Regions from separate parts of the Homo sapiens genome. Here region 2 is linked to region 1. The links are chromatin loops, found by intact Hi-C in ENCODE. Cell type or tissue: gastrocnemius medialis. All regions are shown on one strand. Each heading gives the region's core, and the rest is flanking DNA. Links, peaks and the distances in the headings are about the cores only.

Evidence for each region. Peaks named below come from ENCODE experiments on the same cell type or tissue, not always from the same donor. Only the 100,000 strongest peaks of a DNase experiment are listed, where the experiment ranks them.
Region 2: it touches region 1 in a loop (2.0-fold over the local background); 2 of 110 quality-filtered maps call a loop at or near these places.

What each region holds. Positions count from the first base shown.
Region 1 is chr13:44,375,640-44,390,173 of GRCh38, reverse strand. SERP2 (stress associated endoplasmic reticulum protein family member 2) reads right to left here. Exons shown (of 3, transcript NM_001010897.3): 2 at 10,461-10,533. Among named protein-coding and RNA genes, the nearest start is that of SERP2, 9.1 kb to the right of the region's middle. In gastrocnemius medialis, for the core only: no CTCF peak of the experiment used is centred there; no DNase peak of the experiment used is centred there; H3K27ac peaks cover 745 bases.
Region 2 is chr13:44,323,622-44,340,198 of GRCh38, reverse strand. No RefSeq gene overlaps it. Among named protein-coding and RNA genes, the nearest start is that of SERP2, 42 kb to the left of the region's middle. RefSeq lists enhancers at 6,927-7,426, 10,021-10,522. In gastrocnemius medialis, for the core only: no CTCF peak of the experiment used is centred there; a DNase peak (open chromatin) is centred at 8,118; H3K27ac peaks cover 368 bases.

The DNA.
Region 1 (14,534 bases), core at 3,541-11,540:
ATAGGGGATGTTTTAGCAGGAGCTTTTTTCAATACACAGTCATATGCTAAAGGCCTAAATTGGTGGAAAACTTTTGCTCCATACAACTTCTAGGGAAACAGTAAGAGGGAATGCAGGGTAATGGAAAACAGATGGGTTTTAGAGTCTGAAAGAAGTAGGTTAGGGGACTATCTCTCTCACTTTTTAGCTATGGGACATTGGCCAAATTCCTCTATGAGCCTCAGTTTCGTGATTTGGAAAAATGAGTGTAATGGCATCTTTGCAGGGACTGTGTGACCAGAGGAGGAGATGTATGTGTAGAGCCTGGCATTACAAGTAGTCAGTCCTCAATAAATGGTAGCCAAAACAGTTGTATGAACAGATCTTTCTCACCCTCATGGGCTAGTTTATAAAGAATTCTTTCTAGACTTAGAGAGGTTCTAGCTATCCCTGCAGAGGTGACACCACTGACTCTCTGGTTTACAAACCCTATCCTTTATCTATCCAGGGGGGCTGCTGGTCTCGGCTCATGGAGGTTCCTCAATATCTCAGTGCTATGCTCACCCACTACAAATTTTCTCACCATCAAAAAGCAAAGCTACGAAAATGGGCAAAATTTTATTTCTTCCCTCTTAAGCATTCAGAGCTTTAGTAAGGACCTTCCCAGGGAGGTGGAGAGTTGGGAAGGCAGGGTGAGCAAGACCATAAACATAATTACAAGAACAGCAAACACTTATAAAGCCAATACTGTCACTCCACTAAACATTCCACATGCATTGTCTCAGTTAATCCTCAGGATTAATAGTCCTGAGAGTCTCAGGAGTTAGGAACCAGTACCATCCTCTTTTAAGAAGAGAAGAACTGAGTCTTAGAGTCGGTGTAAGTATCTTAGACAAGGCTACATAGCTAGTAGGTGGTTTCAAATACACAAAGTCTGGCCCTGAAGTTGTAGCTCTTAGCAACCATGTTAACTTCCTCCCTATGGCATGTGCACATGCTAATGTGGTGGCTTTCACCCAATACGCCACAAAATACAGACCTTCCTCAAATTTTGTGTCCCCAAAAGATTTCAGAGAGCACCTAACATTTCACAAAGAAACGTTTCTTAGTTGTTGCAAAAGGCTTCATTCTGGCTCCTCAACCTTTGGGCTCAAAGACATTTTGCCACAAAACTTGTGGCCACACAGGGAGTGGGAGGAGAGAGCACTGAAAAGAGTGTCTCTTTGGCCTCCCATATGTCCCTGGCATGTGTATGACTTGTACTTTTCTTCTTCCTCACCATCCTTAACAGAACAGCCAGTCCTGGGGAAAGTTTGGGTGTGGCCCTTCCAGAAATGGAGAGGCCTCCAGCACATTCATACAGGGAGAGACCTGGACCATCCAAAACACAAGGCTGGGAGAATGGGAGGATTCAGGCCCTGCCAAGGACATCTCAGAGAATCACTTCTTCACATCTGTTCTGAAAAGGCTGTCCTGAAAAAGGACCTGTCTGTGACATGATCTCACTCCCCTCCCGCAACCCGCAGCAGGCAGAGGCCCTGGAGAATACAGGGGGAAAGTGCCGCCTGTTAACTGACAGACGAAAGGAATGTCCCTGCACAGAAATGGCAGAGCGACTCCCAACGGATGGTGCCTGATAAACCTCACAGGCTCTTTGTTGAAAGGCATTAACTCTGCAATAACAGAGGCCAGCCCTGGAGCCAGGCACAATTTCCTATTTGATGGGCAAAGAGAGTCTAGATGTGTGCTCCCCTCTGGCGATGAGAAAGTCATAATATCCAGCAACATAGGGAGATATACTGTACATACACACAGACATGCAAGCATGCATATGCATGCATATACATACACATTCATGAACACACTAACACATACACATTCACAAATACACATACATGGAAACAAACACACACACAAAAAAACCCACATATACAAACACACACACACAAATGCAAACAGAAACATACACAGACTTCACTTCAACCAGAACAGCTGCTGTTTCATTTATTTCCCTCTAAGATTTGAACAAAGTTCTGCAGCTTAAAAAAAAAAAAAGACCAAAAACCACTAGTCTAGATTTTTTTTAAACACATTTTTTTCTGCTTATAAAAGTAATATATGCTGATTGACAAATTTGGAAACTATAGGAAACAGTGAAGAAAATAACAGTCACTAGTTAATCCTGTTACCCCAGAGGTTTCCCTTTGATGGGAATAAACGTTTGTCAGTTTCAAGAATAGCCAGGCTTTGGTCACCATTAAAATTCTCATAATCTCTAATTAGGAAATGAATATCAGGGTTGGCCAGAGAAAGAGTAGAGAAATAAAATTGAAATTAGGAATACATGAGGGAGAAATAGTCTGAGGGATGGAACTGGGGCATGGCTGGTATTTAAGAGTTTCCCTCTGAGAGTCAAAGGATGATGGGAATTAGATGGTGACTCCATTGATGCTGCCTGAAATTATCACTGAGACATCAGGACAGAGAGAAATACAACCGTATTGCAAAGAGTGGCATCTCAGATTGCTGCATCCTGTCAATGTAGGGTATCACACCCAGAGCTCAGAAAAGGTAAATAATACTGTGAGACCACAAGAAACATGTATAGGCTGACTCTAAATAAAATTATCCAAACAGGTAGCATATTAAGGAAAAGACCTCATTTCACCAAGTCCAGGAGGCATTCTGGTCAAAGAGGAAAGCTGGAAATGCCGAAGACAGCTGTCTTGTGAATACCGTGGCAATAACCTTATAAAAAGTTTAGGCTAAGGACAGCAAAGATGAGAACGTGGCCCTGCCAGCCATATTGTGTTCAGGACAGACATTACCAATCAACTGCAGCCCACTTTCCCACTAAGCATTGGTATAGCCCGGGAGTCCTTCTCAGTAAGGCTCATACAAGAGCTGGGGACAAAAGGAAAAGAAAACGCCCAGAGGAGAGGGCTCTGGGCACAAACAGCAGTGACTAGGTCCATGAATGGGCTGGGGAAGCATGTCAAGTCTGCAAGTGCCTTGAGAAGATAGCAGTTGACCTATCTGTGTGACAGTATCTTTGTGGGGAACGGTCTCAGACAGACATTCCAGCTAATGCTTGCCTCTGAGTCTTGAGATAAAAGCAAGCATTCTTCAGAAGCTTTCAAACAGCTCTCCAAAGAGGCAGGTTTCAAAACCCGGGACTGGCAGAGCCAGGATGAGCTGCTTATCTGGAAAGAGGCCCCACTGCCTGCAGAAATGGAAGATAATACTTGTATTAAAAGGGGAGAGAAAAAAAGGGCAAAGTCTCTTATGAGGGCACTGAAATCCCTTGGCCTTCGATGTGGATCTGGGTCCTAGTAGATCAAGTAGAGGCAAATCCAGCCAGTTAAACAGACTCAAGCAAAACAAAATCCCAGGCTAAGGTTTGACAAGAAGTTTCTGGCCTATTTGGGTTAATAATCTGAGCAGACCCATAACAGGTATTGATTAAGAAATGGATTTTTGATTTCTTAAATAATCTATATATTAACAAAGCCGTCTGGGTGTGGTGGCTCACGCCTGTAATCCAGCACTTTGGGAGGCTGAGGAGGGCCGATCACTTGAGGCCAGGAGTTTGAGACCAGCCTCAACAACAGGGTGAAACCCTGTCTCTACTAAAAATACAAAAATTAGCTGGGCATGGTGGCGCATGCCTGTAATCCCAGCTACTTGGGAAGCTGAGACAGGAGAATCACTTGAACCCAGGAGGTGGAGGCTGCAGTGAGCTAAGATGGTGCCAATGCACTCCAGCCTGGGCAACAGTGAGACTGTCTCAAAAAAGAAAAAAAACACTGGTTATCAAATTAAACAAAATGAAACAAGATACAGCCCTGAGATGTTCTAATTGGATAATACCGTGTCTCAGAAGAATATACTATTCCCAAAGCTTTTGTATCTCATAAAGATAACTTTTACAGCAAAAGAGTGGTGGATTGGGGTTGCTTTAAGGAAATGAAACTCACATTTTTTTTTTCCTGACATTCAAATTAAAGGACAAACTGCTGTTCATTGATTGTGGTCTGCATATTGGTGTTCCTTCTCCCTCTGTGGGGAAGACTTGACGCTTTATCACATGGGAAAACAGCCTCATGCATCCAAAGTGTTATCACTTACACTGCTCCCACTCATCCGTGGAGTGAAGAGGCAGGGCTCATGGCTTGCTGATAGATTGAGACCAGTGTGAGAGGTCGAGTCTGCAACTGAACATGCAGCCGGGAAGGATGAAAGGCATGTGGGAGTTGAAGCACCCCACAGCACAACCGATGGTCCCGTGGTGCCCCTGTTTCCCATGAGGGCTACAAGGACAGAGGTGGTGGTGACTGTAGCTGCAGGCTTTGGGCTTGCTATGGGCCTGTACTTAGATCCCCAGAGCTGCTCAATGCCAGGACACCTTGGGAGGGCTGCTCATTATCCCCATTTTCTTGATAAGGGAATCAATACCAAGAGTAAATACCTTGTCCAAGGTCATTCAGCTGACAAAAGTGAATCTAGGCTCAAAACTGACATCTGGCAGATCCTGAAACTATCCTCCCTTCAGAGGCCTCCTATTCTGAGTGCCAGTTGGTCAGTTTTCAAAGCAGTCCCTTGCCTAAGACAACTTTTGCAATCATGGAAAGTAGAAATTTGCTTATTCTGAAAAGGATGTATTTAGATAACCTCCCCAAACTCCCTCTCACCAGGACAATGTATTAGAGGTTTCCACCAAGTGCCTAAGACAGAACAGGGCTTGGGTGCGCTCAGATCTGGGGGGCGTGGGGCAGCCCCGGGAGGTCTGTTGCTCCCATCTGGCTTTGCAGTGAGGGGTGGCATTCCCTGAGTGCGTGTTTATGCCAGGGGTCTCTGGGTGCCTGGACTGTGTCCCCTCACTACTCTCCCAGTCCTCATTCCTTCCTTTTCATTATCTTGCTCTTACTAGGATGGCAGGCATGAAAGGCACATGCAGAGGAGGAGGAAGCCACAGGAGAGAAGCTGAGAAGCAGGAGGCAAGTGATGGCAGTGACCCACAACTGTCTATAAGAAAGGGGTCCTGTAGACTTTTTACAGGCTTGTTAACCTGTTTTTCCACATAAAACAGAGAAAGGGTGACCAATAAGTGAGCACATACTTAAATGCCAGCTTCTTACCAGTCCTAACTCTTTCCCAGAAGACAGCCAGAAAAACAGATAAAATGTGCATTCATTACTGTCTGCCTGACCTGAATATTTATTTACCCTAGGTACACTGGCACTATTTCTAAAAAGAGCACTTTGCCCAACCAATCACCAATGAGAAAAGTGGGTTAATAGAGTAAGGTAATGAAAGCAAGTGAGACTTTCAAGAGACTCACATCAATGATCAACATCTTTATTAATATTAGAAGATTTCGCCTTTTTCCTTAGCATCTATATAAAAACATACAAAATAAGAGTAACCAACCACATGAATGCAAAGAAAGGCCATATGACCTCCAAGGTCCCACTGGAACTTGGTGAAATGGAACTTGAGCCTGGCATAGGGGTGTATCTTGTTCAAAGGAGAGCTAATAGAAGGGAATAGGAAAAGGGTCTATCTGTCTGCAGAGATGTGGAGATCCTACAAGACACTCCAGTGCATTTGGCCTGAGTGTTGCAGGCCAGGGCAGGTGTGCAGGTGCAGGTGTGCGTGCTGCAAACAGGCAGATGTGAGATGTAGGGGATTTTCCTATTTCAGATTACAAAGCTGGAACAGAGGTGAGACAGACCACCGATGAGAGCTTCAACAATCCCAGCACCTACCAGAAAGCTAATTACCTAAAGCAAAGCAGCTGACAAATGGGCTAGACTTGAGGACCGCACATTCGTTTAAATGTAGAGAAAAGAAGGGTAGGCACTTATGGCCTGTGACCCTAAAACAGGATAAACTCTAGAGGGAATAGTCGGTTCTGCAAGAAGAAATGAATCGTGACTAATTCCAGAGAGGTGGCAACAGGGACGGATCTAAAGGAGCTATTGTGTTTCCCATGACATGTTCTGTTTAGAAAAGGACAAGTACAAAGATAGAAGGAAGGGCACAGTACCAAGGACAAGCTGAGAAGAGTGACACATTTCTGTGAGAACAGTGCCCGACTTGAGCTGAGGCTTGCAAAAAAATTGCTAAAGTTGGCAAGAAAAAAAAAAGGTGGTGGTGAATTATTTTTAGTTATGATTAAAAAAGAGATGAGGCCCATTGCTTAGGGATCACGATAGCATGTTAATAGAAGACAGAGAAAGTAAGATGGCTCAACTCTCATTTCATGTCTAACCTCTCCATAAAAGCAAAATGGCTTTATAACTAGAAAGCTTTAAGTCAGCATCATTGAAAGAGCCCTGGGTGGCCGAGCGCATTGGCTCATGCCTGTAATCCCAGCACTTTGGGAGGCCAAGGTGGGCGGATCATGAGGTCAAGAGATCAAGACCATTCTGGCCAACATGGTGAAACCCCGTCACTACTAAAAAAAAAAAAAAAAAATTAGCTGGGCATGGTGGTGCGTGCTTGCAGTTCCAGCTACTCAGGAGGCTGAGGCAGGAGAATCGCTTGAACCTGGGAGGTGGAGGTTGCCGTGGGCCGAGATTGCGCCACTGCACTCCAGCCTGTCAATAGAACGAGACTCTGTCTCAAAAAAAAAAAAACAAAAAAAACGCAAACCTCCAGAGAGGTGGAGCTAACATACTCAATCCCTAGGAAACTGCTGGAGACCAGGAGAGTTCTAAAAGATGCTTGTTAGCAAATGTCCCAATTTACCCAAGAGGGAAAGATACAGGTCCTGCTGCATGGGCTGGTAAGCCAGGCAAAAGTTTAGGCCATATAATAGTTTTTTAAACCCTCCAAAAAGGAAGAGATGGGTTTTGAGAGTTGGCATGGGTTTGAGAAAAATAAGCCACGCCAAATGACTCTACTGGCTTTTTCCCTTATAGGCTGCCTAAGGGGGCAGACTGGAGAAGGCCACAGTTACTGTGTATCTTGAAGCCTATATATATCTTTATCTACTTAGACCCTTGACAATACAGGTGGCATGGTCACGGGGCTCAGGGATGCCTGAGAGTAGGCTTTGGCCATTCTGAGCACCTTATATTCTTGAGCCCAGCACATTCTCTGAAGCCACCATGCCACCGCCACATAGTGTTCCCATGCAGAATCACCTTCCTCACACCCTTTGTCTGGCTGTTTGTTCTTCAAGACTCCGCTCAAACAGCACCTCCCCTTGGAAACTTTCTCTTCTGCTGAGTATGATTTAGAAGTTCCTTATCCATGCCAGCCAAGCACCCTGTAAACTCTGCTGTCACTATCGCAGTGCGCTTTCCCTGGGCTGCAACTGACAGCTTCCTTATCTGCCTCTCCCAATGCCTGCAAGTACCCAAACAGGATTGTATTTCCAAAGCCCGGCACAGTGCCAGGCACAGAGGGGACCCTCAAGACATGATGATTGCTTGAATGAGTTTTGCTTAGAGGCTCAAAGTCAACCTGAAAGAGGTTGTCTCTGATTGTGTTCTGTGGGTTTCTCCAAGTCTAGACTTTTATCAGTGACTTGGAAGAATAATATATTTTCAGGGACCATAACACTGGGAAAAAAGGGTAAGTAGATCAGAGGCTTAAAGTTCAAGGTCTGACAATCTACAGACTGGTCATACAGCCTGAAAACATAGCTAACTTTTTTGTACAGGTTTATTTTCTTGATTTTCCTGTGGTATGATAAAGGCATAGTTTTGTTTGTTTTTATTTTGTTCTTTTTTTTTTTTTTTTTTTTTTGAGACGGAGTCTCGCTCTGTCGCCCAGGCTGGAGTGCAGTGGCACAATCTCGGCTCACTGCAAGCTCCACCTCCCTGGTTCACGCCATTCTCCTGCCTCAGCCTCCTAAGTAGCTGGGACTACAGGCACCTGCCACCAGGTCCGGCTAATTTTTTTGTATTTTTAGTAGAGACGGGGCTTCATCGTGTTAGCCAGGATGGTCTTATCTCCTGACCTCATGATCCGCCCGCCTCGGCCTCCCAAATGCTGGGATTACAGGCGTGAGCCACCGCGCCCAGCCTAAAATTTTAATAGAAGTAATCGTTCTTCTTTGAGAATAAAAAAAAAAGTCATAAAGTTTTATATTAGGTCTCAAAAAAGGTCAACTAGATATCTACAGTATGAGGAATATCTGGCTTTATCCATCCATCCATCCATCCATCCATCCATCCATCCATCCATCCATCCTAAGCACTAACTATGTGCTAAATACTAAACTAGGATCTACAAATTTAATGAAAAATAAACACTGTCTCCCCTGAGCTTATATCCTACTGGAGGGAAATGAACCTAAGTAAGTAAACTAAATAACTGCAACTGCTGATGAGGGTCATGAGTAAAATAAAATAATATGTGATGGAGACAGGAGAGACTTGGGATAAAGGGGTATGTAGATGTGTTTCCGGGGTTGCAGGAAGTTTATCTGAGGAAGAGCTGGGTGGCATCTGGCTGGCCATCAGCTAGACGTGAGTCAAGGATGTGCTGCAACTGTTAAAAAGTAACTGCAAGCCTGGGTCACATTAATAGAGGCAGAGTGGTGAGCAAAATCAAGGGCAGTGACAATCCTACTGCCTCTGTGGTGGTCACACTGCTTCTAGACCACCTTCTGCAGTTGCAAATGCTATACTTTTTTTTTGAGACGCAGTCTCGCTCAGTTGCCCAGGAAGGAGTACAGTGGCACGATCTCGGCTCACTGCAAGCTCCACCTCTGCAGTTCAAGTGATTCTCCTGCCTCAGCCTCCTGAGTAGCTGGGACTACAGGCGCGTGCCACCATGTCCAGCTCATTTTTTGTATTTTTAGTAGAGACAGGGTTTCACCATGTTGGCCAGGATGGTCTCGAACTCCAGACCTTGTGATCCTCCCCACCTCGGCCTCCCAAAGTGCTGGGATTACAGGCGTGAGCCACTGCGCCTGGCTTTTTTTTTTTTTTTTTTTTTTGAGACGGAGTTTCACTCTTGTTGCCCAGGCTGGAGTGCAATGGCGCGATCTCTGGCTCATGGCAACCTCTGCCTTCTGGGTTCAAGTGATTCTCCTGCCTCAGTCTCCCAAGTAGCTGGGATTACAGGCATGCGCTGCCAAATGCTACCCTTTAAGAAAGTCATTGAGCAGATCCAGAAGAGGAGTCTAGAAACCACATCTTATGAGGCAAGGTCGAGAGATTTAGGGAAGCTTAGTTTGCAGAAGGAGCCACCAGGCAGTCATCTTTAAAATATCTGATGATTCAAGGTGCTTAGAGGAGAACGAGTCCATTCTGTGTTACCCTAGGAGTTCAAATCTGAACAACTGAGAAGACAGCATAGTGTAATTCAAAACAGGAGAGACATTTCTAATAGAATTCCAGCAGACATGGAATAGGCTTTTTGAAGAAGTATTCAAATAGGGATTGGGTAAACAGCTGTTTAAAAGATGTCCTTAAAGATACTTCTTTGGGAATAGAGTAGAACTGTCTTTCTTTGAGTGTAAGATTTTCTCATCTTGGAATGCCAAATCATCTTTAAAATATTTGAGCCACAAGCAACAATAATGCCAAGTACTTTGGATCCTTCCTTCCTCCTAAGAGTTTTTGCTTCTTTGGAAGAGTGGTCTCTTGAAGATAAAAGGAACTGATCCATCTTAAATTTTTTTTTTAATTTTCATGATTTTAGGTTTGAATGCATGATTCATCTTTAGTCATGGGCTTCTCTTGTCATTGGGGCAGAGGCTGTCTTGCTGGGAGGCCTAAGCCTGAGCAGGAAGATGTGGACCTTCTGCCTCCCTGCCCTCAGTAACAGTGAGATGCTGGAGGGTGGGAATCCCTCAAGGCATGCTGTGTAGTTAGAAGAAGTGACCTCCACTCACAAGGATTTCTGAGACCCAACATATGGGGATCAGGAACCATGTCAAGGCTAGTTCAGCATGTAACTAGAAACAATGGCACGATGCTTCTGCTCATCTTCCCTGCATTTGTGTGTATGTGTGTATCTGCATGTGTGTAAGTAAAGCTCTCAACTTGCCACCTTACAGTATCAGGTGACCCATACCTTAAGGCTTGGGTCAAAGGCTCAGTTGTATCTAGGAAGTTGTATCTAGGAGCTCTGCAGAACTTTCTCATAAGGCATAAGGCCTCTCCCTTTCTCGGAATGTGGATTTATCACAGGCACACAGGTGTTTCACCTTCTGTTCTAATGCCCTTTTAAGGCTATGTCTGCACAAAAAGACTTTACTGAACTCTACAGTGTATACAGCCACTTTAACTACTCAGTGTAATCATTTTATGATTAGGATTTGATAGTGTATTAATTGTGTCTCTACCTATATTTGGAATAGAAACTAAATCAAAACCCATTAAGATTAAGGCTTAAGGCAGTGATAAACTTGAATCCCATACCAGTATGTTTTTCATCTATTTGCTTTGTGAAGAAAACGTGTGTTTTTCAAAGGCCAGTGGAGAACATGGGATATAAGTTCAGTGAAACACCCATACCTGAGCCACAGACAACAAAAACAAACAGTGCCAACAGCCATGGTCCCACAGGATATTTCTCCTCTTGCGGCCTCTAAAAGGGAATGGGAAAAAGTAAGATTAGGTTCATTGACTCAATAAACAATTATTTGAGTATCACTAGGCATTGTGCTAGGTGCTGGGGATTCTACTGCGAATGAGACAGACTTGGTTTCAATCCCTCAGTGGACAGATATAGATGAATGAAGTCCATTAAAAGGATTGAGACAGGTTTGTAAAAATTCATCCATAACCTTATTAACATCCCTGTAACTCAGTGAACTTGGTGGTCTTAAATATTCTGGGGACAGATATGGTATGAATACATAAACCAATATGGCGATTTAGGAACCAAAATGATATTAATAATAACTTTCCATCTGCTGAGTAATGCTCTGTGCCAGGCACTACACTAGGCAGTCTGCATTCATTATTTCTGGCAAGTATTATTATTTCCATTTTGGAGTTGAGAAACTGAGGCTCAAAGTTTGTTAACTTGAGCAAGAGCTGGGATTCAAATTTAGGTCTGCCTCATTATAAAGCCTGAGTATTTTCCATTAACAGATTCAATATTTAGTTTTTGCATCTGTGAATTCCAAGCAGGATCAGAGAGCACAGACATTTTCTGAAAACCTTTTACATAACCCCAAATTAGGAAGTCAGTACAGTGGAAATCCTTGCAACAACAGAAGCACCACAGCAATTGTGAATGGTTATGAGTGAAGCAGCATTTTGTAATAAAGCTCCTAAGCCTTAATAAAGCTTGCACTTGGGAGAAGTCTCTGAATTCTCTGGGAAGCAGAAGGGGACTGTCAAAACTGCATGAATGAAGCCCTACAGACCTCCTGCTTTTTCAAACCAAAAGCACAGACATAATAAGATCTTCCCTCCACAACACCTCCAGGTCTATGTGCAGGTAGGGCTTGGTCCTTAAACCCAAATCAGTCAGAACAACAAATATTTTCTGAGAGATGCATCAGAAAAGAAGTGAATTTCTCAAATAGAATGGGAGAGTGAAAAAAAAAACAACAACAAAGAACTCACTAATTATTTTCTGATTAGCTTGAAAAATAGGCTGCATTCAACACACGTTAAAGAATTCACATGCAAAACACACAAAGAAAAACGTGTTGGTAGAGTGGAATGTTCACAAGTATTGATTTGTGGTTGATCTCATAAAACCCAATTCCAGATTTCAATTAAATGTTGTTGACATTTAAACATTGTATTCAACATTGTAAAATATGGGCTAAAAGGTATGTTCATATCCATACAAATACCACAGCTTGACATTCAGACTGAAGGTATGTAATAGTGTTTCAAAAAAAACGAGTGGTGCTATCATCAAGGATGTAAGTTTTTGAAATGTTGAACAAGTTTTAGTAATGTTTCTAACAAAAACTTCTTTAAAAAAGGATAATCTTCCTTTGATTTTCACTGTAGTTGCTTTCCTAGAAAATTTATCATATATTAAAACTGTAAAATCTATGATGTGTTGTATTTATATGTAAAATTAAGTTCTAGGCTAATGTAAATGTAAACTGGCTTCTCATCTAAAAAAGGAATTTATTTTATCATAGATAAGGCAACAGTTCTTTAGTTTTCAGCTTACCAAAGAGCCCTTCTCTTTTACCTCACTTGGGTCCACTCGTCACTTGTATGGCCACATACTTTTTCTTGATAGCATGTGTCACAGTTTGTAGGTCTATATTTATTCTTGTGATAATTAATGTGTTTAATATCTGTCTCTCTATGAGACTACAGACCCCACAAGGGCAGGGACTATGTCTTGTTCATGTAGTAATATATAGAAATGCCTGCCACAGAACTTAAACATAGGAGATAATAAACGTTCATCAAAGAACAAATAAACATACAAGTTTCATTAAATAAGATTTCTTAGGTTAGGCAGAGTAAACACAGGTTCTAGGAAGGATATTGTCTTTTTAGTAATAATTCCTAATTGGTGTAGGATTATCCCTGTATCTCTCCTACATGAGAAATATGGATTAAAGTGTCAACGGCAGGTAGACTTTGACTAAGGATTAAGACATTCACTTCTCTGTCCTTGACTAAGCCTGTATCTACCACCACTTACATGCCGGCAAGTCACACTGCAAAGGAATCGGTGGCTGCTCTTAATCAGACGAGGACAAGATCAGTCTTAAATAATTGCATAAGATAACTGTGCCATTTTTTGGCCCTTAAGGCCAGGCCAAGTTCAGATCCGGTAAACAACATTCATAAAGCTACCTGAACAAAGTGTGACATTCGCCCTTCCCACCCTCTTCCACCACCTTCCCAGGAACTTGTCACAGTTGCCCAGAAACCAGTTCTGTTGCTGTTGTGCCACTGATGCTATATAAAAAAATTCATTTTATCTCTATTTCCAGCAAAGCTAATAAGTGAATTCAGAAGCCTGTAATGAATTACTTGCCCAGGACAGATACCAAATAGAGTCCTTTATTTTTCATATGCAGAAAAAACAGATGATCAGCATGTAGAGCTTGGACCATATAACACAAAAACCTTTTGGATGACATTCTCCATGGAATCAACATGATTTGGGGACTTTGGCTGATCATAGTACCCATATATCTTTTTTTTGACAGCTTTGGGTGACTACTTTTTAGAAGGGGTGCCCAGCACAATCCCATTGGGACAATTCACATAAACCTTACTCTATGGCTGGAAAAGGTGGGGAAAACTAGTAGTGATTCTGCAAATGACATGGTTTACTCCAAACATGAGTTTGCTACTTCTTGAGGCTCCAAAAATGTCAGGGAATGGCTTTCCCTGTGATTAAGATACCCGTAGGGTAACTCAGAACTCTGAAATTTAAATTCCCCCTTCATTCTGGAGAAGTTACTACTGTATAATCACAAAATGATTATTCCATTTCTCTGTTTCCTTTTTTTTTTTAGACGGAGTCTTGCTCTGTCACCCAGACTGGAGTGCGGTGGCGTGATCTCGGCTGACTGCAACCTCTGCCTCCCGGGTTCAAGCCATTCTCATGCCTCAGCCTCCTGAGTAGCTGGGATTACAGGCGCCCACCACCATGCCTGGCTAATTTTTGTATTTTTAGTAGATACGGGGTTGTGCCATGTTGGCCAGGCTGGTTTCGAACTCCTGACCTCAGGTGATCCATCCGCCTTGGCCTCCGAAAGTGCTGAGATTACAGAAAGTGCTGAGCCACCACGCCCGGCCTTGTTTCTTGGATTAGTCTGCTATCTGGGAGAATAATATTAATTTATCCGTAAGCTATTAGCTAATAATAAAATACTGAAGCATCTGCATACAATTAAAGAAGTTTATTTCTGAACAATTAGTCTGAATTTTCAGTTGGAATCTATACTTGTTCCCATTTAATGAATTTCATCCTGAATAGTGATCTTTTGCAAGTTACTTTTAACAAAGTATAATCATATTTGACTTGTAATTGAGAACATGAGATTTAGGATTTATCAAGTTTCTCTTTGAAAGAAAATTTCATTTTTCTATTGGATAGTAATCTATTTACAATAACATTAACCAAAATCCCCCCAACCAATGCAAAGCAAACATTGATTGTGGCTTGGTCTGGAAACCTTTCATTACAAATTTAGCTGGGCCATTTAAAAACTCTTATAGGTGCAAGGCACTATGAGAGTTTCTTGGGGGCCACCCCATGACATATCAGAGCATATTAAAATGAACTCATACTGTACATTAAATATAATTTAAATGTAGCTCTGAACATTGAGTTGAATGGCAGGTGACTGGTACCTTTTCTAGGTATTTAAACAATGTTTTCCCAATTTTTCCATTTTCTTCTTTTATTTTGGAGCTAATAATTTTTGTTTTGGGTCCCAAACATTTTCTAGTTTTCTTGAAGAACTTGAGGTGGCAGACACTGAGTCTACAGAACCTAATAGATACAACAGCCTTAGAAATTAGTTCTTGTTTTCTTCTTACTTTTGTAATCAGATAAGCTGTCAACTGAGATCTGACAACTGAACTCCGGTTTTTTAGTTCATGAAAAAGAGCCACATGACTAGTTATTTTTCACTGTGTCAG
Region 2 (16,577 bases), core at 4,617-12,616, 51 kb after region 1:
TGCAGGACCCATCTGATTCTAAGATTTCATGATTCCACATTTGAGGGTATCTCCAAAGGAAATCTATACTGGAATCTGTTTTTTTGTTTGTTTGTTTTTGTGTTTCAGATTGGAGATATCTGTCTGCCTCAGGATGTTTACCCCAGGATACTAAATGGTCTTGGGTAGACAGTCAGCCACCCTGGTTTCTTCTTTTGGGAAAAAGTGGATCAGAGGTTAAAAAGTAAAACCCCGTATAAATTTACAAGTCATCTGGATTATTAGATGTGTTTTTCTTCCACTTTCTTTGTTGGCTCATTTATTCATTTCTTCATTCATTCATTAAGCATTTACCGAGTACGTACTCTGTGCTGGGCACCGAGTTGACTGCAGAACATGGAGAGGCGCCTGGTCTCTTTGAGATCTTACCATCCTGTGGTAATAAGGCCTGTGGATAATTACAATCCAAGGCGGTGAGTGCAAAATATGCACAGAATATTTTAAAAGCCCCGAGGAGTCATTTCATCCAGCCTTGGTGTGGTCAAGGAAGGGGTCAAGGAAGGCTTCCTGTAAGAGGTGATGTCTCAGGTTCATCGTTCAGGTGGGAAATACTCATCCAGGAGAAGAAGTGCATGAATGAAGGGGAATATGGTAGGATTTACTGGTGAATTTAAATGGAGACAGATGAGCCTGATAAAGTGTTTTCCTCCAGTCATGCCAGATGCTTGGGTGAAGGTACAGAGTACAGAGTAGGTGGGGAAGTGGGCTTTTTCCAGGGTTTGGCTTTTCCATGTGAGTGCAAGGAGGAGAGAGGAGCAAAGCTGAGGAGAGCACATGTAAGAGATGATCGTATTTCTAACCAGTGACAGCTCAAGTGGGGAGAGGATGCACAAGAGGAAGGTATAGCTGAAGGACTTTTGGAGTCTGGATATTGGAGCCCAGAGAGTGGGTAGAAAGATCAGAGAAGTGGAGATTGGAGAGTGATCCCACAAGTGGATGAGTTACAATTAGACGCAGTGACTAGATCCTGGGAGTGGGGTCTGAGATAAGTGTGGCAGGGCCTGGGAGGAGAGAGACTCAGGGACCTGAAAGAATTAAAGATATTGGATGGATTGTTAACTCTACATGGATGTTAAAATCTCCAGGGTTTATGAACAAAGTGATATTCATTTCCTATGACTGCTTTAACAAATTACCACAAACCTAGCAGGTTAAACTATGCAAATGCATGATCTTTCTCCTCTTTAGGACAGAGGACCAATGCAGGTTTCACTGGATTGAAATCTAGGTATTGGCGGGGTTGGGCTCCTTTCTGGAGGCCCTAGGAGACTTCAGGGGAGAATCTGTTTCCTTGCCTTTTCCAGCTGTTAGAGGCCACCTGCATCCCTTGGCTGATGGTCTCTTCCTTCCTCTTCAAGGCCAGTGCCACCTGCTCAGCCCTCTCTTTGTATCGCTCTGACATTTCTGCATCTCCCCCCCAACTTTGAAGGACCTTTGTGATGACATCAGGCCCACTGGCATAAGCCAGGCTCCTTTCCCTATTTAAAGCCAGGGCTTTAGCAACCTTCATTCCATCTGCAACTTCCGTTTCCCTTTGCATGTGTATGAGTTTTCTAGGACTATCATCACAAAATGCCACAGACTGGGTAACTTAAACAACAGAAATTCATTTTCCACCGTTCTGGAGGCTGGAAGTTCAAGATCAAGGTGTTGTCAGGTTTCATGTCTTCTGAGGCCTCTCTCCTTGGCTTGCAGATGATCACCTTCTTGCTGTGTCCTCACAAGGCCTTTCCCTGCATGTGCACATCGCTGGTGTCTCTTGTGTCCAAATTTCCTCTTCTCATAAAGACTCCAGTGAGATTGGATTCACGGCTCCATTTTAACGTAATCACCTCTTTAAGGGCCCTATCTCCAAATACATTCCCATTCTGAGGTACTGGGGGTTTAGGATCCCAACATATGAATTTTCTGGGGACACAATTCAGTCGATAGCACCATATAACATATTCACAGGTTCCAGGAATTAGGATGTGGGCATTTTGGGGAGCCATTTTTCTGTCTATCACATGAGTAATGTTGAAGAGTGTAACAATCATCTCAGTGCTAAAATCTTCAAGGAGTTACGGCATGGCGACATGTCTGCACCCGACTGCAACGGGGAGTTCTGGACTGACGCTAGGCACGTTAGAATCACTGGAGGTTTGTGTGGAGAGGCTGGAGGAGACAAGGAGGAGGCTGGCCCTGGGGTGACTAGGGGATGTGTGGGAGAAAGGGCTACTGCTTCAGAGGACTGAGGAGAATCCGTCCTAGGGTACCTAGGGCCGAGCTAGGTGTAGCTGTAGTGAGAAGGTGACAAGGACTCACAGAGCAGAGTTTAGGTTTCAGTTTCAGACCATGAGATCACGGGCATAGGGGAAGGGCTTGGTAGATTAGGAAGAGGGTGAGAATGGGTCAGCATAAGGGTAGACAGTGCTGGAAAGAGGATGGGGTTGGCCTGGGCTGGGAGTTTGGGTTTCCCACAATGACTGATGTAAGCAGAGACGCAAGGCATCTTAATTGCCATCACTCAAGGCCCTCCCTGGCCCCACCTCCTTCAAAAAGCTTTTTTCAAGCTTGCACTGATCTCATTTCTCTCATGCTTTCTTCCCTGAATATATTATTTGGATTTATACTTGATGTTTCTTTGTCTATATAGTCAGGCAATTGTATACTTTGTCTGTACAATTAGATTGCAGTTTCTTCTAGGACAGCGGCCATACTGATATCCCCAGTAATGCCAAGGACAATCCTGGGCATGTAGTTCAGATGCGATTCAGTTCTCCATGCAATTTTTTTAAAAAAGATAACAGGTAGGATAATCCACTACCTCCCACACCACCATTTTCCTCATTATAGTCACCAAATTCCCAATGACTTAAAGTGTAGATTGCTCTTGTTTCTATATAGATCCAAAATGATGGCTGGCCTTACTGAGCACTTTCTTTGTGCAGTGCTGTGCTACAAGAAACACCTCATTAAATTTAATCCTCCCAGTAACCTGATGAAGGAGATCGGTTTACTCTTCTCATTTTACGGATGAGGAAACTAAGGTCTGGACAGGCTGAGCAACTTTTCCTGAGGGCACATGGCTGGCAAGTGGTGGAACCAGATCTCACACTCAGCTCTGTATAAACCGAAGTCCATTCCTTCTGCATTTTGATGGGCAGCTTCCCGTTTGTCAGTCTTCCTTTCTGTTCTGGGGTGAAACAGCAAATGATAATGTTTATCATTTACTTGCACAAGATGGCCACATTTAGACTTTGTTGTAAAGCTTTATTTTTGTTGTGTAAAAGTTAAACCTCCAGAGTTCTGGTTCTTGCTCTGATTTCAGTGTGAGTCTGTGGCCAAGGATGCTTCTGGATGTGTGCAAATGAAATCTAGAATAGATCTCTGAAAAGAATTGATGGGAACTCCGCCTTCTTTGTCATCTACTCTGCAGAACTCAGTTTCCTGTGGTTTGTGAAGATGTCAAGGAGGCTGAGAGATGCTTCTACCTGGGACATTGAACTTTGGGGCAAGTGTCTGCTCCATGAGTCTTTCCAACAGAAGGAAGAATACGTTGTGTCTTCTAAGCACTTTACTTAAACTCATAGTTTAGTAAACCTCTTTTTTTTTAAAAAAAAAAGCAAAATATTTGTCAACTTGCTTTTCATGTCAGAGGGCAGATGAATTTGGGAGCAGAAATTCTGTCAAGGTCCAGAGTATTTTCTGCCTCTGCTGTCTTTCTCCACATTTTCCATTTCTTTGTGTGTGTGTCTAGAGAAATTGCATCTCAATGGTATTGTCCCTGTTTTTTTTTTTTTTTTTTTTTTTTTTTTGAGACAGCGTCTGGCTCTGTCGCCCAGGCTGGAGTGCAGTGGCCCTATCTCGGCTCACTGCAAGCTCCGCCTCCTGGGTTCACGCCATTCTCCTGCCTCAGCCTCTCAAGTAGCTGGGACTACAGGAGCCCGCCACCGCTCCCGGCTAATTTTTTGTATTTTTAGTAGAGACGGGGTTTCACTGTGTTAGCCAGGATGGTCTCGATCTCCTGACCTCATGATCCACCCGCCTCGGCCTCCCAAAGTGCTGGGATTACAGGCGTGAGCCACCACGCCCGGCCAGTATTGTCCCTGTTTGACCCAGTGTGACAGGGTGGAGGAATGCTCTAAATCATTCCATGAAACAGGCTCAGTCCTCTCTTGAGAGAATTCAAGTCACATATGTGCAGCCAGACCCACCCTTTACTCCATAAACAGGGCTTTCTGAACTCCTAAGATCTCCAGAGAAGAAAATGGCACAACAGCTTTTATGGAAATGAACTTCAGTGTCTCACAGCCCAGTGAATGCAGTCAGTTTTATTAGCTAACTGAAATCCTAGCTTGAGAGGAAGGACATCTTCAGACTGTTCTCCCTTTCGTATGGCCTGGGTTGCTGTCTCTAATGTTCATCTTCTCGTAGAATTATCTTCTGAGAGTGACGACCCAAACATCAGTGCCAGAGCCCATCTGTGTACACACACAGATAAGTGAGTTGACTCAGCCTCTCTGGGAGCCTCTTGGTGGCTGGGACCATGGTTGCAATGGAGCACTGCAGCAGTCTCCTTAGGACTGCTCATGAATGGTCAGGCACTGATCTGATTTTGATTGGCCTCAGCAGGTGGACATTTTGGAGCTATTGGGCTATTGGGCTACAGAGCTATTGGGCCCTGTAACAAGTGCTTGTGGGCTCGAGTAGTGGTTCTCCAGCATGGGTGTGTTGGAAAGAATACAATGCTGAGACTCTTTGAAATAGGATAGGACCTGCGCCTTTGTATTTTATGAATTCTCCGGGAGATTCTGTTGCATACCATTGTTTGAGAATCACTGTTCTAAGTTCAACACTAATTATTATAAATGTTTTAACTTTGTTGGCTGGCTAGCTAGATGTTGTACTTATACATGAAAGTATATATATATATTTTAGTGACAGGGTCTAGCTCTATTGCCCAGGCAGGAGTGCTGTGGCGTGATCATATCTCACTGCAGCCTCGAACTCCTGGGCTCAAGTGATCTTCCCTCCTCAGCCTCCTTAGTAGTTGGGACTACAGGTGCATACCACCATTCCCAGCTAGAAAGTATATTTCTTGAGGGTGACCTTTTACAAAATTATTTCTTATTGCATCTCTAAGGGAAGAGATAGAAGGTACCAAAGGTGCTATCTTCTTACAAGGCAATCAGAAGAAACCCTGAACCACTGATAAGGACAGTTACTAAGCAACCACATGCTGGCTAGCAGGATTAAAGTGCCTCACATGTGAAACCGCTTGGCCTGGGGATCCAAAGCTCTAGCCTCCACTTAAAGAATTGCCATTCACTTTATTTTGCTTCTATGATTATTCCTGGTAAACACGCCTTAAGATGCCATCCTCATCAAATACTTAAATTCTAAATTGTATTTCAAATGAAAGCTGCATAAATTATGCAGAAGGTGCAAACAGAAGACTTAAGTAAATAGTTCTTGATGAAGGGTAATTGGGTAAACTAATTTGCACTTGTATGTGAAGTTTTGCTAAACGAACATTTTCTTAAAGAAATGGGTAACAATATTGTCCATGAAGATAACAGAATCTTGCAAAAGAGCTTTAGTCAGTAGATGCCCAAACAGCAAATCCTTGTCCAAGTTCCTCTTATCCATGCCGTCGGAGCTGAATGGCTGTCAGCCCTGCTGGGATCAGAACATTTGAACTTTGGTTTTGCAGTGTGGAGGGGTTTCCATGCTGCTACTTGCTCCTCAACACCCTCACCGCCCTGGCTTTATTCCCAATGACAGGACACAGCAAGCTACATGTGGAAATTTAAAAAACAAGAAGAGAAAGAAAAAAGTCAAAACCAAAAGGAAAACTGCCACCAGATGCTTCAAGAAGCTTATTCCTTTGCTGGAAAATTTTTACAGGGACCCAATAACTGCCAATGTCTCCATAAATGAAGTGTGTATTTTTAAAAAAGCCCTAAGCTTAGAGTCCGCAAAGAAAGCAATGTCCTCAAAGGTGAGTGGTTCATGCCCACATCCTGTTAGCTCCTGAAGGACACACTGTGAGTCTTCACAAGAGTCATTTTCAAGCCCAACTGTTCAAGCCAGGACTGATGATCCCCCTTCCATGGCAGACACAGTGGATCCATGTTTACCAGGTTGCATTTTCCAAATCCAAATTTATAACCAGGGTAAATATTTGTTTTTGGAAGCAACTACACAGAATATTTGAAGCCAGAATGGTTGTTAAAAACTGCAGATGTGTAAATATGTCACCTAACTTGGTACTGGAGTTCAATGACCACATTTTCAACTCTAAGACAAGTATAAGATGACGGTTTTGGACAGCTTGCCCTCCAAACTTGTTCCAGCTAGGAAGGACTTTGAGGGGCCTTATTTGAGGTTGTATTTGCTTGTGCTGTGCTCAGATTCTAATTCTGTAAAGAGACTGTGAAAGGGCACCTCCTGTCTTCTCTAGGCACCCCCCTATTTCTTTCCTTTGGGAAGAGAATATATTTTCTGAATTAAAAATATATAAATGTCATCTTTGGTCTAAATGGTTATGAATACTGGACTGGAAAAGTCCATTGTTCTTCTTTGTTTCTGCTTTTTTTCCTTTCCGTGGTCAGCTTTATATGGGCAGCTCTGCAGAGCCATGAACTTGGACCAGGGTGCCTCAGCTGTTGGGGCTGCTAGCGGGGATGGGCAGAGTTAGTCAGGAGCACACAGGCTCCCGGGCAATGTGTGTATCAGGTTGTTATATGGCCTACCTGTGTGCTATTTGGGTCCACATCTAACATACCAGTCTCCTGCTGCTGTAGAAATGCAGATGTGGGCTCAGTATATCTTCCTCCATTCAACAAAGACACGCCTGCCACTGCCAAGCCCAGTGCTCACTGTGCCCCAAGTTGGAGATAATGGGCCAATGATGACTTGGAAACTTGGTAGAAGGAGGAGAAAGCCAAGCACATTTATTAAAATCCTGCTCTGGGCCAGCTGTTTGATATTTCTATTTCCTTAAAAACACCTCCAAACTACTTTGTGAGATTTGACATACCTACTTATGGACGGCCTACGTAATGGGTGAGAAAACTGAGGGCTTGATTAGTTAAATCATTTATCCAAGATCAAACAGCCAGTAAGTGGCTTAGACAGGATTTCAGCTCAAATCGGCCTGATACAAAATCTCTACCATCTCTATGGTCTTACAGTGGAATTGGGATATTGTATAATAGAATCCATCTGATCTGGTAGGAGAGCAAAACGTTTATTCAGTGAAGCTTCTTCTGTTAGACAGAGCTAAGGGCAGCCATTCCTCTCTGTATCTTGTCTGCAGGGGACATTTGCAGGGAGTAGGTGGGGAGTGAGATGGGTGGGAGCTGCCTGTCACTCGCGGGCCTTCCTCTTTTGGGGTAATTCTCTGCTGCACTATGTCCTGGCTGGAGGCAGCAGCAGCAGCAGGGAGGGCTGTTTTCAGAGGCGTGGGGCCTCCTGTGACTGCAGAACTGGCTCCTAATTGGATCATCCCCTTGGTGGGTTCTTGGCTGTGTGCCCAGCTTCCCAGACTAACTGTTCTCTAGTCTTCTTGCCAGTAGCCTTCTAACAAGCCCCATTTCTGCTTAGTTTAGCTCAGTGAGTTTTCGGTTGTTTGCAAACCAAAAACCCTGACTGGGCCATCCTCCTGGATATCTCTGCAGACCTGCCGCACACAGCAGCCAGGATGCAACCTCAACATGTGGGAGGTGCAGTTGCCTTTTACTCCTCTCCACTCTCCCTTCCCAGACTCATTTGTCTTTTGGTAGGGAAGGTACACAGTCCAGACTCCTCTCATTTTCCCATCAGACCCTCAGGAAAGACTGAAATGTATTGTATTTATCTTAAAGTGAAAAGGCTGATAAGAGCTTTAAATAGACTCCTAGGGGAATTTGCAATTTAACAGGACAGTAAAGAAACCCTAAAGGCAAAGGGCTGAGCTGCATCTGTGGAAACTGAGACCCCCCCGGAGACTTAGGAGGTTTCTTTTTTGAAAAGGGGGCTATGTTCCAAGACTCCTGTGGCTATGACTAAGCAGGCCCCTGTTGGATCCCAGCCCAGGATATCTGTGGAACTGCAGAGAACCTCTGAGAGCCAGAACGTTTGCTGGAAGGGCTTGTTTAGCTTCTGACAAAGGAGGTGGTGGAGGGAAGCCATGGTGAGAAGAGCTTGTCTCACTTCCACCTGCCATGAGGTGTGCCACTAGGGTGGGATTTGAGAGCATTCTCACTTTTAATCCAGACAAGCCTTTCCTCCTTCAGGGACTACCCCAGGTGGTCTTGACTGTAAATCCTGTCTGTGAAACCCCAAGTAAGTTTCTGAAAATATACAGGAGAGATGTAGAGGTAAACTATGGGTGAAGCCGAGTTTCTGTAGCATGAGTACTATTTTCCATTCACTGGAGTACTCTTCCAGGCACTGATAGGGTGACAGAGGTACCACATCATCCAGGCACTGATTGATAGGGTGACAGAGGTACCACATCATCTCCTCCCATGGGGAGGCCACCAATGAGACACCAGCCCTCTAAGGGGGTGGTGATGGGTGACGGGAAAGGAGATTTCTCTCTAGGGTACTATCTATTACCAGAAGATTTCAAAATCTCTGTATCCAGACTCCCTCTACACACGGGCTGTGGAAAAGTGACTCAACCACTCTGAAAACCTCAACACAACGGAAACCTCAGTTTCTTTTTCTGAAAAATAGGCAAAATAATGACATTTACCCCAAAAGGCTATCGGGAGGACTCAGTGAGATAATAAAGCTCCAGAAAGGCATTTAGAAGATGGTAGAGAACTATTCAAATGTAGATTCTGATGCCAGATTATTTTAATGCTAAACTGAATGAGACATCCTTCCTAATAAAGACAGCTTCTTCTATATGGTCACTTCTGAGACTCTGTGTCGGTGGCTTTTTGTTTTTTTTCCTGTTACCCGCAGGGAAAATAGAACTTCTCAAACCCCACTTAGTCTCCTTTTACTCTCTTTGACCCAAGGGTGAGAAGAAAGGGGCGGGTCTGCCCTGGGAATGGACGCTTAGAGGAGAGTGCGGGAAACTGGGTTTTCAGAACTAGAATTTCACTGAAGAAAAGGATGACATAATGGTTAGGTTTAAGTTTTTGGAGTAGAAGCCCGAGGGGAGAGCGTCTCTACAGTGGGGTGTAAGCTCTGTTTCATAGTAGAAGGGTCAGGCTTTGCCCACAGTCATTGGAAAGCTCTGCACTCTCACCTCCCTGGGAGGGCTTGTGATTCCGATCAAGGGGACATGGAGGATCCTGGCATTGGATCCTAAATCGGGGAGGGTGTTCTCGTGGCTACAAGCCTCAAGAAGCCAGAAGGCCCAGCCTGCGCACCTTTTGGAGCAGTGATTAAGAGGATGGATTTGAGGTTTGAACAATGACCTTGACACAAGTTGTATGAAATTGAATGTTACTTAACCACCACAAGCATCATTTTTCTCATCTGTTAAATAAGAACAATATTAGTACCTGCCTCACAGGTTGTGAGAATTTGTGAATATGCATGTAAAGGACCTGAAATTGTCTATAAAGCATGTAAGTAGGGTGACCAACAAATCTGGTTTGGCTGGGTCTGAGGAGCTCCCAGAATGTGGGAATTTGCAGTTGTAAAACCAGGGCAGTCCAGGCAACGTGGGACAAGTTGGTTATCCTATATGTAAGTGCTAAATATGCGGTAGTGATAAAGTCATGGGCCATGGCCACAGGGATGGAAATATGAGAAGGAGCCTTGCTTCTTACAGCAGACACTGACCCAAGGCACCTGTTTGGGGAAATCCCCCAGTAGCCCACAGTGAGGGAAAATTGGTGGCAGCCTCTCATGAGGCTGGGACCCTTCCATGGTGGAAGAACACAGCTGGAGCAGCCCACACAGCAGGCTGCAGGGGGACAGTTCTACCAGCAGCTCTAGGGAACGCAGGTCCAGCCAGCAAGGGTGGATCTGGGCTGTGCACCAGCCTTGCTAGTCTGCCCCCGATCTGCAGGGAAACCAGGGCAAGCGTGCTGCTTGTGGCAGGAGTGGGCCACTGCACTGGAGGCCTTGGGGGCAGAAGCCAGCAGAACACCAGGAGCTTTCTCCGAGGGCCGCAGCCCCACAGCCTCCTGGACGGAGATGGGCAGGCAGGTGGTCTGCCAAGAGGAGGTCTTCAGAGAAAACACAAACAATCTCTGAATGATTGGTGACTTGAAAATATCGACAGGGGAAAAAGAAGAGTTAGACTCCTGGACTGAACGTTGAAAGACCCCAAAGCTCATCCTCACCTCACTGTCACCGTGTGCTATGGCCTGAGCAAAGTCTCTTCTTCTTCCTGGGGCCCCTGCTCTCCATCCATGAACTGAAGATGTGGGTTGGCTCATCCCTGGTGGCAGTGCCCTCAGCTTTAACATTCTCTTACTCCATGATGCCCCAACTCAGGCGGAGGGTGCGGGGCAGACCTGTTTCCTTTCACTATTATGGAATATGTGAGTTCTGGATTTAAAAATATGTATTCTCAACTGAGGAGGAAAAGTACTTTATAGCACAGTTTTCAGCCCCGCCCCCCTGCTTTTTCTTTCTTTTTTTTTAATTATACTTTAAGTTCTGGGATACATGTGCAGAACGTGTAGGTTTGTTACATAGGTGTAGATGCACCATGGTGGTTTACTGCACCCATCAACCCATCATCTGGGTTTTAAGCCCCACATGCATTAGGTATTTGTCCTAATGCTCTTCCTCCCCTAGCCCCCCACCCCTTGACAGGCCCTAGTATGTGATGTTCCCCTCCCTGTGTCCATGTGTTCTCACTGTTCAGCTCCCACTTATGAGTGAACATGCAGTGTTTGGTTTTCTATTCCTGTGTTAGTTTGCTGAGAATGATGATTTGCAGCTTCATCCATGTCCCTGCAAAGGACACAAACTCATTCTTTTTTATGGCTGTATAGTATTCCACAGTGTATATATGCCAGATTTTCTTTATCCAGTCTATCATTGATGGGCATTTGGTTTGGTTCCAAGACTTTGCTATTGTGAATAGTGCTGCAATAAACATACATGTGCATGTATCTTTATAGTAGAATGATTTATAATCCTCTGGGTATATACCCAGTAATGGGATTGCTGGGTCAAATAGTATTTCTGGTTCTAGCTCCTTGAGGAATCACCACACTGTCTTCCACAATAGTTGAGCTAATTTACACTCCCACCAACAATATAAAAGCATTCCTATTTCTCCACATCCTCTCTAGCATCTGTTGTTTCCTGACTTTTTAATGATCACCATTCTAACTGGCGTGAGATGGTATCTCATTGTGGTTTTGATTTGCATTTCTCTAATGACCAGTGATGATGAGCTTCTTTTCACATGTGTGTTGGCCACATAAATGTCTTCTTTTGAGAAGTGTCTGTTCATATCCTTTGCCCACTTTTTGATGGGGCTGTTTGTTTTTTTCTTGTAAATTTGTTAGATTCTGGATATTAGCCCTTTGTCAGATGGGTAGATTGCAAAAATTTTCTCCCATTCTGTAGGTTGCCTCTTCACTCTGATGATAGTTTCTTTTGTTGTGCAGAAGCTCGTTAGTTTAATTAGATCCCATTTGTCAATTTTGGCTTTTGTTGCCATAGCTTTTGGTGTTTAGTCATGAAGTCTTTGCCCATGCCTATGTCCTGAATGGTTTTGCCTAGGTTTTCCTCTAGGGTTTTTATGGTTCTAGGTTTTATGTTTAAGTCTTTAATCCATCCTGAGTTAATTTTTGTATAAGGTGTAAGGAAGGGGTCTAGTTTCAGTTTTCTGCATATGGCTAGCCAGTTTTCTCAGCACCATTTATTAAATAGGGAATCCTTTCCCCATTGCTTGTTTTTGTTAGTTTTGTCAAAGATCAGATGGTTGTAGATGTGCGGTGTTATTTCTGAGGCCTCTGTTCTGTTCCCTTGGTCTATATATCTGTTTTGGTACCAGTACCATGCTGTTTTAGTTACTGTAGCCTTGTAGTATAGTTTGAAGTCAGGTAGCATGATGCCTCCAGCTTTGTTCTTTTTGCTTAGGATTGTCTTGGCTATACATCAATGTGCAAAAATTCCAAGCATTCCTTTACAGCAATAATAGACAAACAGCAAGCCAAATCATGAGTGAACTCCCATCACAATTGCTACAAAGAAAATAAAATACCTAGGAATACAACTTACAAAGGACGTGAAGGACCTCTTCAAGGAGAACTACAAATCACTGCTCAAGGAAATAAGAGAGGACACAAACAAATGGAAAAACATTCCATGCTAATGGATAGGAAGAATCAATATCATGAAAATGGCCATATTGCCCAAAGTAATTTATAGATTCAGTGCCATTCCCATCAAGCTACCATTGACTTTCTTCACAGAACTAGAAAAAACTACTTTAAATTTCACATGGATTCAGCCCCTTTTATTGCCGACTGCTCCTACCCTAAATAACTCATGATTTCATTATTTCTGTCAAAGGGCCCTTCATCTTCTCTGTCAGCCACTTTCTTCACGATACTTAACAGGTCTTCTTTTCCATTTTTCCTGCTTGAAAGTGCCTGCTCAACATGACCAGCTAACTCTACTTTTACCAGCACCAATAACAGCAACACTAAAGAGAAGAATCCTCCATGGCTTCCGCTTAGCAAAAGGACTGAGTCACCACCTCAGTGCTCCAGACCACCCCCTTTCTAGGCCTGACAGCCCTTTCTCAACATCCCCCCTTTCTCCTGCTGCAGGACTTGCCAAGGGAGCCAGGACCCAGGAGCTACACCCTGAATCTCTTGGCATCCCCTTCTCTAAGCCTTTGCTCAATGTGTGCCCTTTTACAAGCATGTCCGCCCCATATGAGGGTTAAGCCCTTGACCTACCTTACTGTGCACCCCACCCTTGCCACTCCAGAGCAGCCTCCTAGGCTCCTGACTTCCAAGACCCTTCCTCCTCTCAGCCTGGGCTCATCACTGCTCACAGTGGGGTCTGTGGACTACAGCATCCTGTAGTCCTGGGGTTCTGTTAGAAACACAGGGCTCAGGCCCCACTCAGGCCTCCTGAGTCAGAGTCTGCATTTTCACAGGATCCCAGGTGATTCCTTTGCAATGAGTGTTGGAGAAGTGCGACCTAGTGGGAGGCATTTTGCTTTTCTGCACTGGCTTGTTTGAAGTCCCCTCAAAGCCAGGCCCATGTAGTGTAGCCTTTTGCTGCCTGAGAGCACTCAGCACAAAGTCTTAAAACAATGGGTAGAAGTTAAAACAGTTCTCGTAATGGGTGGTTATTACACTTTTACCAACTGGAGTGAGATAGACCGTCAAATGCATGAAAGAGAAGTAGTGAAAATGGGTTCTCCTTTGTCCTTTCTCTGTCCCCCAAAGACATGCGCATGCACATGCACACACACACACACACACACACACACACACACACACACACACACAAAGCCTATATAGATCTCCATGGGAATCCTACTGACTTCAAGGATGAACAGAGTCAGTCAGCAGCGACCCCACCAGCAGACATCACTGAAGTGCTGCCCACCAGCACCAGGACATCTAGTCACCACCTTGGCATTTGTTTACTGATGCAAACCAGGCACTGTCTGGACACATCCTTGTATCCTGACTTGGCTTCTCTCTCTCTTTCTCTTTTTGAGAACCTCACCCATCGCTTGTTTAAACACTAAAATGAAATCTCAGCAGGCCTTGCCAAACCCAACTTTAACAATGATGATGACTCTCTGCGAGGTTCTTCCTTCCAAGGTCACAAACACTTCACATATATGATCTTAATCCTCATGCCTTCTTGAAGAATATGAAGCAGAGAGGACTCTCCCAGCACCTTTTAAATACAGATCCAAAATAAAGGCACAAGATGGAAAAGTGACTTTATCATGACTACATATCTAACCCCTAAGTTGATCATATATGATCAGGTCCTTTACATGTGTTAGCAAAAACCTTATGGGGAATCCTTTACCATCGGTTGTCAGAGCAGGAAAAATTCGACATTGGTTTACAGCTAGGTCAACTAAGTGGGTGCTTGTCAACTGAAAATGGATGACACCGGGATTTCGGCCTTACTTGGAAGTGGTCTTGAAAGATGGCTACTAGGGAAAAATCCTCCCAATGTGTGGGGCTTCAGGTGGTGCACTGGCCATCCACTTGATGTGGAAAGAGAAGTGGCCAGGTGTTAGAATATATATATATATATAAACTTCTGGGCAGTGATGAATAGATTGGATGGGTGGTCAAGCTTGGAAAGAGAAAGATTAGAATAATGTCTGGAGTAGAGACCCTTTTATGGAAGACATATCTGTGTGAGATCAAAGTATGATGTTTGTATCATGTTTGAAAGCCCTCCTGAGAACCACAGAAGAGGCACTAAGAAACCAAGTGGGCAGAATGGCACAGCCAGTCATCATCAGCCCAATTTGATCATTGGTGATCCCAGTGGTGGCCTGATGGATGTGAATGGAGTAGCCGTGGTAGAAAAGATGGAGGGTTCATATTGGCTCAGCAGAATGGGCTTCCACTTACTAAGGCTGATTTAGTTACTGCTGCTTCCAAATATTAGCTTGCCAGCTACAGAGATGAACTCTGGCCCCTCAATATGGAGCCAGCCACTTGGTGGCAACTTGCTTACACTGGGCTCCTGGAAGAGTCAAATCTTTGTTCTAATAGGAGTTACATATTCTAAGTATAGGTTTTCTTTTTCTTGACCACAGGTCCTCAGCCAGCACTACTATCTGAGGACTTAACAGAGTTTTTGAACCACCAACATCGAATCCCATACAATATGGCAACTGACCAGAAATCCTTTTCTTAGCAAGGACATGTGAGAGAGGGCCCTGTGAATATAGGACCCACTGGTTATACTGTATACAATGCCACTCAGAAGCTGCTAGCCTGACAGATCTTTTGGATGGTCTGTTGCAGGCAGAGTTATAGAGCCAGCTCCAAGATGATAATCTACAAAGATGAGGCTCCATCCTCCAGGATACATATTGAATCAAAGATTTTTATGTAATGCTATGTCCACAATGGGAAGAATACATGGGTCTGGGAACAAAGAGGTAGAAACATAATAGTGACATTTACCATCACTCCCAATAGCCCACTGTTGGGGGACGGAAATTTTTCCTTCCCACTCCCACAAATCTGAGTTCTTCAGGGTTAGAGGTTATGGTCTCCAAAACTGGACACATAAGAATCCCATTAAATATAAAGCTATGGCTGCTAACTGGGAATTTTGGACTCCGGGTATCTAGGTACCAGCAGAACAAGAGTCACCATCTCGGCAGGGAAAGTAGGGATCCCATTACCCAGTGGAGCCAGGAGGGAGATGAGTGGCCTGCAGATGATATACTTGGGTACATCTTGATATTCCCTTGCTCCACTGTGATGGTAAATAAAAAAGTGCTACAACTCTGGCCTGAGAAGGTCATGGTGGCCAGAGACTCAAATTCTTCAGGAAAGAGAGTTGGGTTCATGACACCAGGGAAGTCACGGGGGTCAGCAGATGTGGTGGCTGAAGATAAGAGGAATCAAGAAAGGGGAGCAGTAAAGGGAAATGCTGCTTATTGCTGTGTTCTTGATAACAGGTGCAGCATTGGGGGCTACAGTTCATTCCACTAGAATGGATCCTAAAGGGGTTGTGGTTGTCCCCCAAATGGATACGCTATAGTGGATCAGAGCAGTGCAAGAGGTGGACTGTGGTGGATACAAAATTGCATTGCTCAGAGCCTCCCTTCAAGGAATGGCTTGTTGCCCTTCTCATCAGCATGTATCTTCAAGCTGTTGGCTCCTTTAGGGTTTGCCTGAGCTGCAGAAAGCTGCTTCCTCCGAGGGCAGCCCACATCCAGTGACTGATTGAGGTGAGTATGCAAGCCTATCCATTTCAGCCCCATGTGAGACAACCTTGATAGGTTATTTGCCCTCCACAGTGAGCTGCTTGTGGGGCTGGCCAAGATTTTGCTGTGCCAGCATTGGTTTGTTTTCCCCTCTGGAAAATCCTCCTCCCCGTCTCTTCCACAGCTGTCGATCTCCAATAAATACTCTGTACATCAAATTCTATCTCAGAGGTTGCTTCTGGAGAATCCAGAATCACCACTGAACTGCAGGAGTTGGTACCAGGAGTGGTTCAGGAAAGCAGGCAATAAGGTGGGGTTGTGAAGCTGGATCACTCACCACCCAGCTTGCAAAGAGGGAAGAGGGAGTGCAGGTAGCTCCTGACACAATGTGGCAATCCACTTGCTTAGAGCAATTTGTCATGCATTTGAGAAGATTGAAGGAACCAGTAATTGTAAATACTAGTTTTACTCAGTGATTTTTAGAAAAGCCCTTAGTATAATTCAGATATCTGTCTTAAATTAAAGATCATAATTCAACCTCATTGTAAAATTCAAAAGAATTCTTGGGGGCTTTAAGAACTTTTATTGGCCAGGAATAAGTACCTAGGCATTCTCTGGATACCCAAGAAATAAGAATTGACTCACCTTGAGTAAAGAGTGGCAAATCTCGTGCTAGATATCACATTTTAAATTTCTGCAATTA